Regions from separate parts of the Homo sapiens genome. Here regions 2, 3 and 4 are each linked to region 1. Evidence: chromatin contacts called from ENCODE Hi-C or POLR2A ChIA-PET data. All regions are on one chromosome and are shown on one strand. Each heading gives the region's core, a stretch centred on a gene start or an enhancer-like site at or near the end of the contact. The rest is flanking DNA. Distances are from core to core; before and after follow the strand shown.

Region 1 (3,419 bases), core at 94-2,593:
CGAACTCCTGACCTCAGGTGATCCACCTGCCTCAGCCTCCCAGTGCTGGGATTACAGGCGTGAGCCACCTACCTGGCCTCACTTTCAACTCTCAAAATAATAGGTACATTTTCTTTTAGGAGTGACTAAGGTAAAAGTGACAATGGTTTCTCATTCAGACTCCATTCCTGACAGCCTCACTCAGTGCTCCATGAGGGAGGGAGCTGATGTACAAGGGAACAGACAGACTCTCCAGGAAGCAAGAGCTCCAAAAACAGGGAGCAAAGCCTGTGCAGGGCCCCTTCCTTCTTCTGCAGCCAAGAGAAGAAAGCCCCTAGGCCCCAAATAGTGATATTGGTACCAATCTACAAATAAGCAAGTTGAATAAAATACAGTCCAGAAATAGACCCACATATATGTGGGAATTTATATATATAATAAAGGTGGCATTTCAAATCAGAGAGGAGGCCCTTCAATGAAATCTGTCTGGACCATTGGGAAATAAGTCAATTTAGATCCATTTAGATTCTTACCTCAATTTAGTCATTAATTCCAAATTGTAATTTAGACTTGCCCTGGGCCTTTTAAACTGTAACTTTATATCCTTTTAGAGTCTATTTCTATTTGCTGTCTAGTTTTTTTTTTTTCAGGATATGGATTGGGAATCATGGCCTGAAGGCCAGGCCCTGCCTGCTCAGTCCCAGATATCATTTGTATGTGACGAGCCCTGCAGAGGTCCTCACCAGCTGGGAGTCACTGGCTGGTCAGATTCACGTTGGCAGCACCTGACAGGATGTGGCTACAAATGACCAGAGCGGGTTCTGTCGTCAAACTTGGGACCCGTACTTTGGAGCATAACGGGGAAGAAAGTGCTTAAAGGATTGCTCATTGCAGGATCTCAAGTTTCCCAGCAGGAACTCGCCATGCGGGGTCATGGGGGCGCAGGGACGGAGGGAAGGGCCTTACCGTCTGTCGGCCGTAGGGCCAGGGGTAGGAGTTCTCCTTCTGGGCCATCCTTAGAGAGAAAGGGGGAGGAGAGCTGGGCGGAGAAGGGAAACAGCCGTGAGAAGCAGAGAAAAAGAGAGAGAGAGGGAGGGGTTGGACCGATCGAGCCGGAAGCGCTAGCCCGAGCTGGTAAAAGGGAGCAGGTCAGCACACTAGCCCCAATCTGGGCGCTGGTCTCACCGCCCCCGCCCTGCTATCGTCCCTACCTCCTTCCAGCCCTGCGGCGTGCGCGCAGGCCAGCCCAACGGACCCTCTGATCTACCTGATCATCTGCCCACTCCCGGCGCAAGGCCTGCGACAGGAGGCCAGCTCACCTGGGGTCCAAGGCACTGCTACTCTCCCGGCCGCCCGCAAACAACTGAATCTGCCACGCCGCGCCCTGGCCAAGGACTTTTCAAATCTCCCGCCCCGGCCCCATTGGGCAAGCTCGTCGCCCATGCCTAGTTCCCATTGGCTCGATGTCCTGTGACGTAAGTCATGGGAACCCAATGGAAGAGGCGGAATGAGAAGGGCTCACGCTTGGCTTCCAGTTTAGGAAAGTTTCCCCAAATTCCCCCAGTGAATTATCTTGCTTTTTCTTTTCTTTTTTTTTTTCCTTTTTTGAGACAGGTCTCTCTCTGTCGCTCAGGCTGGAGTATAATGGTGCTATCTGGGCTTGCTGCAACCTCTGCCTCCCGGGTTCAAGCGATTCTCGTGCCTCAGCCACCCGAGTAGCTGGGATTACAAGCGCCCGCCACCACGCCTGGCTAATTTTTGTATTTTTATTAGAGACGGGTTTTCGCTGTGTTGGCCAATCTGGTCTCGAACTCCTGTCCTCAGGTGATCCACCCGCCTCGGCTTCCCAAAATGCTGGGATTACAGGCGTGAGCCACCGTGCCCGGCCTTCTTCTTTTTATAAAAAAAATTAAATCTTTAATGTAACTGGAGTTTATCCTTATGCATGTATGAGCTGGGGTCTAACTTCTCTGCCCGATGGAGCGCCAGTTATGTCAACACCATTTGTTAAACAAACTGCCCCAACAGAATTTAAATGCTGCCCTTGATATATAATGTTAGCATATTTACTTGTGTCTATTTCTAGACTTTGTATTCCGTTGTTTGCTCATTTGCCTGTGTGTTTATTCTTGTGTCATTACTATGTCGTTCTTAAAAGTTCTGACATTCCTGGGAGGAGTTTTTCCACCAATAGACCTTTCGTTGCAAGATCTCTGTTAGCTGCCGTGTTGTTTGGGCCCACTTTCATTTTTCCTCCTTCCTGCCACACTTCCTTCTTTTCTGCTCTTCCTAACCCTCAGATTTCATTACTGGGTTAAATAAATACATTTTTGGGCCTTCTATGAAATAACCAGTGGATATTTATTAAGTATGTACTGTCCAGCACTCTTCTCCTTTCTTCTAACACTCTATTTTTCCTTTAGGGGACCACCTGTCTCTCCAGTCTATGCAGTCGGTTTCTGTAGTAGTTTCTGTTGCTGACAACCCCAAATCCCTAGGTTGATGAAGACCTATTTAAATCTCACTTTTTTTTTTTTTTTTGAGATGAAGATTCGCTGTGTTGCCCAGGCTGGAGTGCAATGGCACAATCTCAGCTCACCACAACCTCCTCCTCCAGGGTGCAACTGATTCTCCTGTCTCAGCCTCCCGAGTACCTAGGATTATAGGTGCATGTGACCACGCCCGGCTAATTTTTGTATTTTTAGTAGAGACGGGGTTTCATCACATTGCTCAGGCTGGCCTCAGGTGATCCGCCCGCCTTGGTCTCCCAAAGTGCTTGGATTACAGGCGTGAGCCACTGCGCCCAGCTTTATTCCCACTTCTGAAAGCACTTAGAGTTTTGAGGATTTGAGAAGGAAACTGACTTCATTGCAGGTCCAGAAATGAGCCCCAATTAACTTATACTAATCAATACCTTTTATTCCAGATTATGGTTATTGGATCAGGCATAAGCCTGTGATTTAAGTGGGCCAGCTAGTGGGAATCAGTTTCTTGCTCAGAATGCTGGGCAGCTCAAGGAAACACTTAACGTTTACTGGTTTATCATAAAGTGTATTACAAATGATATAGATGAAAAGATGTATAGGGCAAGGTATGGAGGAAGAGATTTCTGGAAGTGAGCAGGGAAGCATGCAGCCCTCATTGCTGCTTCTAGTGCTACTGAAGGAAGCAGCTTGACATTGAAGCCTAACATTGCAGAAGGCAGAAGAGAGGCCTGGAAAGAACTTCAGGACTTGATGACATTGTTGAGCCTCTACATGCCTACGTTAGCACTTTTCTTACATGAACAATAGAGAAGATTATTATTCAGCTAATATCCTTTCTGAATGCATTCTAAATGCTATTTGCTGTTTAAGCATATTGTGTAGAAAAAACAAACCATGGCTAGGCTTGGCGGCTCACGCCTGTAATCCCAGCACTTTGGGAGGCTAAGGCGGCTG
Region 2 (3,305 bases), core at 679-3,178, 520 kb before region 1:
AATAGCAGCCTCCCTCTGCCAAGTAAGAGGAACCGGCCTAAAGGACATTTTCTCTCTCTCTCCTCCCCTCTCATCGGGTGAATAGTGAGCTGCTCCGGCAAAAAGAAACCGGAAATGCTGCTGCAAGAGGCAGAAATGTAAATGTGGAGCCAAACAATAACAGGGCTGCCGGGCCTCTCAGATTGCGACGGTCCTCCTCGGCCTGGCGGGCAAACCCCTGGTTTAGCACTTCTCACTTCCACGACTGACAGCCTTCAATTGGATTTTCTCCATCTAGCGGAGCCGGGGGCTGCCTGGAAAGATCGCTCCAGGAAGGACAAAGGTCCGGAAGTTGTGGGACCTTAGCAGCTTGGGCTCCCCGGATCACCCCCAAATGATCATTTCGGAATGGAGCCCCAGTTTTCACTAGGATGCCATGGGCTCTAAAATATACAGCTATGAGTTCTCAATGTTTCGAGATCCAAAAGTCTCAGACCTCAATGCTTTGTGCATCTTTTATTTCAGGGATTCCCTACGCCCAGCACCGGGTGGATGTGCAAAGAAGTACGCTTTAGGCCGGCTCAAGGTTCCCCAAAGCTCCACTCCTCTGCCTAGGCGTTCAACTTTGAGTTCGGATGGTCCTAACATCCCCATCATCTACACCCAGGTCTCCCAACAATGCAACTCCTATGATGATCCCTCTAGCCAAGCTTCCATCCCACTCACCCCCAAACTCGCTAAGTCCCCACTGCCCCACCCCCAGCCCCAGCGATTTTCCCGAGCTGAAAATACACGGAGCCGAGAGCCCGTGACTCAGAGAGGACTCATCAAGTTCAGTCAGGAGCTTACCCAATCCAGGGAAGCGTGTCACCGTCGTGGAAAGCACGCTCCCAGCCCGAACGCAAAGTGTCCCCGGAGCCCAGCAGCTACCTGCTCCCTGGACGGTGGCTCTAGACTTTTGAGAAGCTCAAAACTTTTAGCGCCAGTCTTGAGCACATGGGAGGGGAAAACCCCAATCCCATCAACCCCTGCGAGGCTCCTGGCACAAAGCTGGACAGTCGCCATGACAAGTAAGGGCAAGTAATCCGCCTGCCGGAGGAAGCAAAGGAAATGGAGTTGGGGAGGAGGGTGCAGAGTCAGGATTCTCGCCGACCTGGTGCCGTAGATACTAACATTTTGGGGTGGAAAATTCTGCAAGCCAGAGCTGTGAGGGCAGAATTGGTGGAAATCATTTTGGAGGAATCCTGCATTGTGTCAAATATGAAGGGTGGAAGGAAGAAAGCTTTTGCGTTTGCTCTCAGCTGGATCCTTTCTTCTCATCAGTTAAAATGTCATTTTTTAGGAAGGCTTTCCGTAATATCACACCCTAACGTTTTCTCCCAGATACTTTATATCACACCATCTTATTTAATCTCCTTCACAACCCTTATCACTCTGATAAGATTTATTTGTTCATTGCTTTCAGTACATGGAAACGTAAGCCTTATGAGGATATAGAATTTTTCTACTATCTTATTCATTGTTGTATTCCTGAGTGCCTATATCAGTGCTGGGTAGCAAGTAAGAGCTCGATAATAAATATTTTTTGAATGAGGGAGACAGGTCTGAAGCCTGGAGAATGAGATGCAGAAGAGGTGCAAGACCTGCTGCGCCCTCTGCAGGCGGCGGGGGGGCGGTGCAGGTGCTTTAAGAATTACCGCGGGACTCGGTAGGGGGAGCGTAGGCGCTTCTCGCCAAGATAGAAGCGTTCAGACTACAACTCCCAGCAGCCACGAGGAGCCCTAGGGCTTGATGGGAACGGGAAACCTTCTAACCTTTCACGTCCCGGCTCCGCGGGTTCCGTGGGTCGCCCGCGAAATCTGATCCGGGATGCGGCGGCCCAATCGGAAGGTGGACCGAAATCCCGCGACAGCAAGAGGCCCGTAGCGACCCGCGGTGCTAAGGAACACAGTGCTTTCAAAAGAATTGGCGTCCGCTGTTCGCCTCTCCTCCCGGGAGTCTTCTGCCTACTCCCAGAAGAGGAGGGAAGCACAGGTGGGTTTCTTTAGCTCTGCGTCGGATCCCTGAGAACTTCGAAGCCATCCTGGCTGAGGCTAATCTCCGCTGTGCTTCCTCTGCAGTATGAAGACTTTGGAGACTCAACCGTTAGCTCCGGACTGCTGTCCTTCAGACCAGGACCCAGCTCCAGCCCATCCTTCTCCCCACGCTTCCCCGATGAATAAAAATGCGGACTCTGAACTGATGCCACCGCCTCCCGAAAGGGGGGATCCGCCCCGGTTGTCCCCAGATCCTGTGGCTGGCTCAGCTGTGTCCCAGGAGCTACGGGAGGGGGACCCAGTTTCTCTCTCCACTCCCCTGGAAACAGAGTTTGGTTCCCCTAGTGAGTTGAGTCCTCGAATCGAGGAGCAAGAACTTTCTGAAAATACAAGCCTTCCTGCAGAAGAAGCAAACGGGAGCCTTTCTGAAGAAGAAGCGAACGGGCCAGAGTTGGGGTCTGGAAAAGCCATGGAAGATACCTCTGGGGAACCCGCTGCAGAGGACGAGGGAGACACGTAAGTGGTGATGGCAGTGGAGTGTGGAGTCTGGGGAGATGAAGTGTGAGGTCGATCTGTCCTCTGGTCCTGAGACCCACTTCTCCAGGCCTCTGCCCCCTTTGCTTGGCGACCCAGGTTTATTGTCCCCCATCTTCCTTTCAGCGCTTGGAACTACAGCTTCTCCCAGCTGCCTCGATTTCTCAGTGGTTCCTGGTCAGAGTTCAGCACCCAACCTGAGAACTTCTTGAAAGGCTGTAAGTGGTAAGGATAACAACGGGGCAGGGAGCTGACCACCCCCGAGATTTTCACTGTAAAACAGTCCAGTTTTCTAGGAGAGGGATGCCCCAGAGCTGGGAGAAGCGGCACGTAGCCCTTTTAGACTGAGCTTACATTTTATCTAGCAGTTTGTGTCTTCTACTTCCCTCAAGGATTCAGGGGGGCTTACCTACCCCAGAGGCAGGCTCAGCCCTAGCCCTACACTTGAAAAGCATAGGTCTGGCCAGCTTTCTAACTCTCCCCTGTTTCTAGGGCTCCTGACGGTTCCTGCATCTTGACCAATAGTGCTGATAACATCTTGCGAATTTATAACCTGCCCCCAGAGCTGTACCATGAGGGGGAGCAGGTGGAATATGCAGAAATGGTAAGGACTGGGGCTAACTGCCTCTTCATCAATGCTGCACATTTAAGTCCTTCGTGGAGATGGAAAAAGTGTAGTCCAAGTGTTTCCTGTTCACAAACGGGACTGTTTTTCAAGACGAGTTTCCACATGTAGCGTTTTCTGCCCCGAATTCT
Region 3 (3,071 bases), core at 310-2,809, 600 kb before region 1:
AGGTTCAGAATACCAACAGTCACACAAAGAAAAACTCTTGGGAGGCAAGAAAGGGCTCTCTCTGGCTTAATCTAAATGGGAAAAAAATGTCCTAGAAAATAGATTCAGAGCAGATAAGGAAGGTGGTATTATAAGGAGTTCTAAGGAACCAAATCCTGGGCAAAGGGGGAGGTGAAATAAGGAAGGGTCTTTGAAAGATGATCCCGTCTTCCAAAAAAGGTTGTCAGATTCCCGAACTGGGATAGTTGGCCAAGAGTCTTCAAGAAGTGGAAATCTTAAGATAAACAGAAGGGAACCTCATAAGCTTCCTTTCAGAGATCCTTTTAGAGATTATGACTATGAAGCTTACATGCCTCAAGACGAAGAAACTATATGAATGACCTGAAGGTATCTGAGGTCTAAGTGAGACCTCAAATCCATTCCTGAGTAGAATGGTAGAGCAGTGGGTCTTGAGATCAAGGTGTGGTGGGGAGAGAGACTTGCGAAAGATGCCACCTTATGGCTGGCTGGGAAGCAACTTGACTGATCCAACCCAGGGTTCCTGAGGTCAAAGATGCCAAACGTCGTAAATGGATCTGACCATTTCTCCTTGGCTTGGGAACCGGAATATAAGATGAAAGTGGGGTGAGTGTTCCAGAGCCAGTAGGCAGAGGCCTCTCTGAGGAAGATGAAAGGATCTTTTACGGGACAGAGGGCCTTCCCAAAGGGACCGTGTGGAAGAAAGACAATTCTCCATGTGCTTGGATCGTGGGGAAGATGTGATTAAGGTCTAAGGTATGTCTTCCACCAGACAACGGACACAGTCAATTAGAAGCTGGGTAAAGGGGTCTCTCCTGCGGAGCGGGGAGCGCCAAGCCAGGGACAATAATGGCCTGAAGTTCATTCTCCCGGAGATGGGGGTAGAAGCAGGTGCAGGTGCCTTAGAGGGGTCAAAAATAAGAGGAACAGGGTTCACTCTAAGCGGTCTCCCAGGGAAGGCTGCGGGTTGGAGCAAGGGTCCAAGATTCTAAGGGCCAGGACTCAGCTCCAGAAGCTCGATCCCGCCCCACGCGTTCCTGCTCCGGCCAGGGGAGGGGGCTAAGGACCGGCGTCCCCAGTCGGCGCGCCGTCTCACCTTGTAGAAGGCCCCGTTGGAGCCGCGCACCTCGACGGGCAGTCCCGGCTCCACATCCCCCCCAGAGGCCAGGCCGCCCATGGCGCCGCCACCGCCTCCGACTCCCCCGGCGGCGGCTGCAGCAGCAGTCTGAGTGCGGGCCGGGCCAGGCCCCCGGCGTCTCCCCGGAGGAGGAGCCGGAGGGGGAGCCGCGGGGGGCGGGAGCCGGGCCGGCCCCACGGCGGCCCTGCCACAGCCAACGAGCAGGGGGCCGGGGCCGGGCCGCTCCCCGTCCGCCGCCGCCGCCTTGGTCTCCGCCACCGTGAGGGAAACGGCCGCCGCCGCCGCTGCCTTCGTCACCTCAGCTTCCGCCCGCCGCCGCCCCCGCTGCTGCCTCAGTCCCGGGACCCGCTGCTGCCGCTGCCGCTCCACAGCCTCCACCTCCCCCTGCCACCGCCGCCTACTGCGCAGGCGCACCGGGCACCCGCCCGCTGCGCGCGGGGCCCCGAGGGCCACCGCGCAGGCGTCAAGGTTAGAGCCCCAGCTAGCGCCAGCTAGCGCATCGGGGCTTCCACATTCCCTTTCACTCTCTCACTCCCCCTCCTGGTCGCTTGCTAGCGCTTGCGCAGAACAAGATTAGCCTTCTTTCTTCACCGCTCCACCGCCCAGCCACCCCGTCTCTTCCTTTCCCCGCCCCACAACACTGAGAACCAACCAATCAGGGGGAGGGAGGGGCCGGGCTCGCTCAGTCCGATTGGGCGGCGTCCGCACAGTCACACAGCGCTCAGGCCACACCCACTCCGCCGCCGCTGGCCCCACCGGGCTTGGACAAGTTAGGGATGGGCATGCGCCTGAACGACTGCTTGGTCACTTTCCCCACCTTTGTCTTTCTTGGTGCGCACGCTCCAAAAAGAAAAAAAAAAGAAGAGGAGTCGCCGCAAGGAAAAAGGTGCTTGGTGCGCACGCGCTGAGCTTTACCCTCTTCGCGTATGCATCGCCGATATTTTAAGAATCTGTAACTCTCTACTGTAGTAGATTTAACAGTCATGGCTCTTACCTTGAAGAGATTGTGATACAATGAAAGTTTTGGCCGGGCGCGGTGGCTCACGCCTGTAATCCCAGCGCTCTGGGAGGCCGAGGCAGGTGGATCACCTGAGGTCCTCGGATCACCTGAGGTCAGGGGTTCGAGACCAGCGTGGCCAAAATGGTGAAACCCACCCCCCCCCCCACCCCGCATCTAATAAAATACAAAAATTAGCCGGGCGTGGTGACACGCGCCTGTAATCCCAGATACTCGGGAGGCTGAGGCAGGAGACTACCTTGAACCTGGGAGGCAGAAGTTGCAGTGAGCCAAGATCGCACCATTGCACTCCAGCCTGGGCGACAGAGCAAGACTCAGTCTCAAAAAAAAAAAAAAAAGAAAGAAAGAATAGAAAGAAAGCTTTAAGAATAGTTTCAGACGGGCGCTGTGGCTCACTCCTGTAATCCCAGCACTTTAGGAGGCTCAGGCGGTGGATCACTTGAGCCCAAAAGTTTGACACCAGCCTCAACAGGGCGAAACCCTGTTTCTACTAAAAATACAAAAATTAGGACGGGCGCGGTGGCTCAGGCCTGTAATCCCAGCACTTTGGGAGGCCGAGATCACGGGCGGGCGGATCACGAGGTCAGGAGATGGAGACCATTCTGGCCAACATGGTGAAACCTCGTCTCTACTAAAATACAAAAAATTAGCCGTGGTAGTTCCAGCTACTCGGAAGGAGTCCCAGCTACTCAGGAGGCTGAGGCAGGAGAATCGCTTGAACCTAGGAAGGTGGAGGTTGCAGTGAGTGGATATCATGCCACCACACTCCAGCCTGGGCAATGAGTGAAATTTCTTCTTTAAAAATAATAATAATGGCAGGGCGCGGTGGCTCATGCCTATAATCCCAACACTTTGGGAGGCCGAGACGGGCGGATCACGAGGTCAGGAGATCGAGAC
Region 4 (3,081 bases), core at 119-2,618, 640 kb before region 1:
CTGTGTCACTGCAAACTCACTGTGTGAGCCTCGTACCCCAGACCCCAAGCCCATAAATGGGAAGGGAGACATGGGAGTCCCTTCCCAAGAAACTCCAGTTCCTTTCCTCTCTTGCCTCTTCCCACTCACTTCCCTTTGGTTTTTCATATTTAAATGTTTCAATTTCTGTATTTTTTTTTCTTTGAGAGAATACTTGTTGATTTCTGATGTGCAGGGGGTGGCTACAGAAAAGCCCCTTTCTTCCTCTGTTTGCAGGGGAGTGTGGCCCTGTGGCCTGGGTGGAGCAGTCATCCTCCCCCTTCCCCGTGCAGGGAGCAGGAAATCAGTGCTGGGGGTGGTGGGCGGACAATAGGATCACTGCCTGCCAGATCTTCAAACTTTTATATATATATATATATATATATATATATATATATATATATATATATATATATATATATATATATATATATAAAAATATATAAATGCCACGGTCCTGCTCTGGTCAATAAAGGATCCTTTGTTGATACGTAAGTGGTGGTCTTCCTTAAGGGGCTTCAAATTAGTGGATATGCTTAGCTCAGACCTTCCAGCCAGTCTCTTGAGACTAAAGGGTTCAGCTTTCCATCCCTGGCTCAGGCACTGCCAACACCTTGTCTTCACCCAAACAAATCCCCGAGATGGGAGCAGAGAGCAGGAAGGAGGGAAAGTAGATAAGCCTCAAGAATAAGGGCATCCGAGAGGGAAGCTGGGGAACTGGACACAAGGGACTGGGGAGGGGACCAACCAGGATTCATGATAGTACCCCAAAGCCCTTTACAGTTTTCTTCCATCCCTCCACCATCCAGCCAGGGGAATCCTCCCATCCCTACGATATCGCTGTTGATTCCTTCATCCCTGGCACACGTCCAGGCAGTGTCGAATCCATCTCTGCTACAGGGGAAAACAAATAACATTTGAGTCCAGTGGAGACCGGGAGCAGAAGTAAAGGGAAGTGATAACCCCCAGAGCCCGGAAGCCTCTGGAGGCTGAGACCTCGCCCCCCTTGCGTGATAGGGCCTACGGAGCCACATGACCAAGGCACTGTCGCCTCCGCACGTGTGAGAGTGCAGGGCCCCAAGATGGCTGCCAGGCCTCGAGGCCTGACTCTTCTATGTCACTTCCGTACCGGCGAGAAAGGCGGGCCCTCCAGCCAATGAGGCTGCGGGGCGGGCCTTCACCTTGATAGGCACTCGAGTTATCCAATGGTGCCTGCGGGCCGGAGCGACTAGGAACTAACGTCATGCCGAGTTGCTGAGCGCCGGCAGGCGGGGCCGGGGCGGCCAAACCAATGCGATGGCCGGGGCGGAGTCGGGCGCTCTATAAGTTGTCGATAGGCGGGCACTCCGCCCTAGTTTCTAAGGATCATGTCTGCGAGCCAGGATTCCCGGTAAGAAAGGCATTTGCAAGAGATTGTGGCTGCTTATTTTGCCGCCCCCTTCCGACGGGCCCGCCGGGGGTAGCTGAGAGGCCCACCAGGGTTGCGGGAGAAACCGAACCGGGTGGGGGGAGGGTCCGACTTGGAGGGGCGAGGGGGAAGACCCACGGCCGACGCGGCCACCAGGTCGAGGCGGAGGGTAGGGACAGCCCGGCTAGGGTCAGGCGTGCGAGGTCTGTTACGAGGCCTCGACCCGAGGCGGTGCCATGCGCGAAGCCCCGGCGCTGAGTGGCGAGACGGGGTCGCGACCTGGCGTGGGAAAGAAAGGTGGAGGCGGCCGCCACTATGTGTGGCCCAGAGCCGGCAGGTCCGGTTGCCTCCCTGTGCCGGGGGAGGGACGGCGCGCGGGGTTCCGGAGCATTCTGACGGTACCACTCGCGAGAGGCGGGGGTGCCTGGTCCTTAGATCCAGTCACTTCGTCGCGGCTAAAACACGGGTCGGGGAGAAGAAACCGGCCGTTCAGTGTGCTGGTTTTCTTGACGGCCAGGACTGAGCCTAACCCCGAGGAGCGGCCGCGTGAGGCACCAGGAGCCCACCCGGCGCCGGGCGGGCGGGTCCATTTTGCCGCACAAGCCGGGCTATTGGCAAACTGCGGATGGGCAGGTCCACCTTCCTTCGGGGGTGAGCGGCCTGAGGTATGGGAGGGCGACGCTACTTCGCGACGGGGGCGGGCGGGATGTGGATTGTTCATGGAGGGGTGGGAGACGCCGCCGGGTGGTCGAGGGAGCGAGCACATGGTGGCCTGAGGCGTTCCCCTCCCCCAGTCTGCTTCGCTTCTAAGTGTTGTGCAATCTCCCCCTTTGCTAGCTCGGCTTGGGCTCATTGTGCGCGAGGCCGCCACCGCCCGCGGCCTCCCACATCCGGGCAACGCGAGGGGGGGGCTTCGGCTGGAGGGAGTGGGGGAGGGCGCGGGCGGGATGACGTGGGGGGAAGGGGATGTCCTACCCTCCGATCTGGGAGGTGAAGGGCGGGACTTCCAGCGCGCTGGTGCTGCGGTGGGAGGTGCACGCGCTTGGGCTTTAAGCGGCTGGGTCGGGCCCACGTGGACCCGGCGGCAAGCACCACCTCTGGGCACCGTGAGCGCGGCGGCACGCCTGCCGGCCTGTCTTCAGAAAGGGTCACCCCCTTATGTCGGGGGTGGCCTGGCCTGAGCCGCTGCCTGCATGGGGCAAATGCCTCAGTTTTATAGAAACTCCTCCTTTGGGTATTTTTTGGGAGCTGGTGGGAGTTGGATCTGGGACAGCAGATTGATGGCATCATGCAGGCCACTCCTGACAGAGCCCGGCTGTCAGGATTTCTGAGTGCTTCGGTCGGGCAGGGGACAAAACTTATGCTTTAAACCAACAGATCCAGAGACAATGGCCCCGATGGGATGGAGCCCGAAGGCGTCATCGAGGTGAGACTGGAGAAATGGAATTCTGTCCTCCCCCATTACAACTTTCAGCCGTATAGAGTTAGAGTGGCCTCTTGATTGATTTCCCAGATCATCTAGAAGCAGCTGGTTTCCCTAAAGGGAGGAGGGTTGTAAGCTCTGAGGCTTTTGTTAGTAGGCACCAGATTCTGTTTGCTCGGAGACTACAGCTCAGCTCCACCTTTTCCATGACTCAAGCTTTAATTTCTTTGCA

The links. A loop is a pair of places that touch in the nucleus more often than their neighbours do. ChIA-PET counts read pairs that join two places held with the same protein, here RNA polymerase II (POLR2A). Pooled maps may share reads with other maps.
Region 2: a loop to region 1 is called in a pooled map, with 5 times the contacts of the local background. The contact joins the promoter of WRAP53 here to the promoter of AURKB in region 1. A Hi-C loop is called at or near these places in 8 of 37 single-sample maps with no recorded cell type and 14 of 50 pooled maps. POLR2A ChIA-PET finds 5 or more read pairs at or near these places in 7 of 52 experiments (CD4-positive, alpha-beta T cell, CD4-positive, alpha-beta memory T cell, WTC11 and 4 more).
Region 3: a pooled map shows a loop between it and region 1 (4-fold over the local background). The contact joins the promoter of FXR2 here to the promoter of AURKB in region 1. A Hi-C loop is called at or near these places in 1 of 37 single-sample maps with no recorded cell type and 7 of 50 pooled maps. POLR2A ChIA-PET finds 5 or more read pairs at or near these places in 3 of 52 experiments (MCF 10A, activated CD8-positive, alpha-beta memory T cell and naive thymus-derived CD4-positive, alpha-beta T cell).
Region 4: a pooled map shows a loop between it and region 1 (5-fold over the local background). The contact joins the promoter of EIF4A1 here to the promoter of AURKB in region 1. A Hi-C loop is called at or near these places in 7 of 50 pooled maps. POLR2A ChIA-PET finds 5 or more read pairs at or near these places in 3 of 52 experiments (activated B cell, activated CD4-positive, alpha-beta T cell and activated naive CD8-positive, alpha-beta T cell).

What each region holds. Positions count from the first base shown.
Region 1 is chr17:8,209,232-8,212,650 of GRCh38, forward strand. AURKB (aurora kinase B) reads right to left here and starts at 1,344. Exons shown (of 9, transcript NM_004217.4): 1 at 1,299-1,344; 2 at 946-1,018. The coding sequence starts at 993. RefSeq lists enhancers at 576-1,235, 797-846.
Region 2 is chr17:7,686,549-7,689,853 of GRCh38, forward strand. WRAP53 (WD repeat containing antisense to TP53) reads left to right here and starts at 1,929. Exons shown (of 11, transcript NM_001143992.2): 1 at 1,929-2,013; 2 at 2,100-2,531; 3 at 2,676-2,774; 4 at 3,042-3,153. The coding sequence starts at 2,101. It overlaps TP53 (tumor protein p53), which reads right to left and starts at 942. Exons shown (of 11, transcript NM_000546.6): 1 at 829-942. RefSeq lists enhancers at 1-359, 1-1,032, 1,831-1,880.
Region 3 is chr17:7,613,338-7,616,408 of GRCh38, forward strand. It overlaps FXR2 (FMR1 autosomal homolog 2), which reads right to left and starts at 1,560. Exons shown (of 17, transcript NM_004860.4): 1 at 1,115-1,560. The coding sequence starts at 1,195. It also overlaps a transcript of SHBG not described here. RefSeq lists silencers at 1,115-1,644, 1,755-1,804.
Region 4 is chr17:7,571,457-7,574,537 of GRCh38, forward strand. It overlaps EIF4A1 (eukaryotic translation initiation factor 4A1), which reads left to right and starts at 1,369. Exons shown (of 11, transcript NM_001416.4): 1 at 1,369-1,408; 2 at 2,804-2,852. The coding sequence starts at 1,386. It overlaps SENP3 (SUMO specific peptidase 3), which reads left to right. Exons shown (of 11, transcript NM_015670.6): 11 at 1-513. The coding sequence ends at 27. SENP3-EIF4A1 (SENP3-EIF4A1 readthrough (NMD candidate)) reads left to right here. Exons shown (of 22, transcript NR_037926.1): 11 at 1-23; 12 at 828-1,408; 13 at 2,804-2,852. RefSeq lists enhancers at 707-766, 797-846, 867-926, 1,047-1,116, 1,623-2,378 and 2 more and silencers at 1,287-1,346, 1,357-1,416, 2,317-2,456.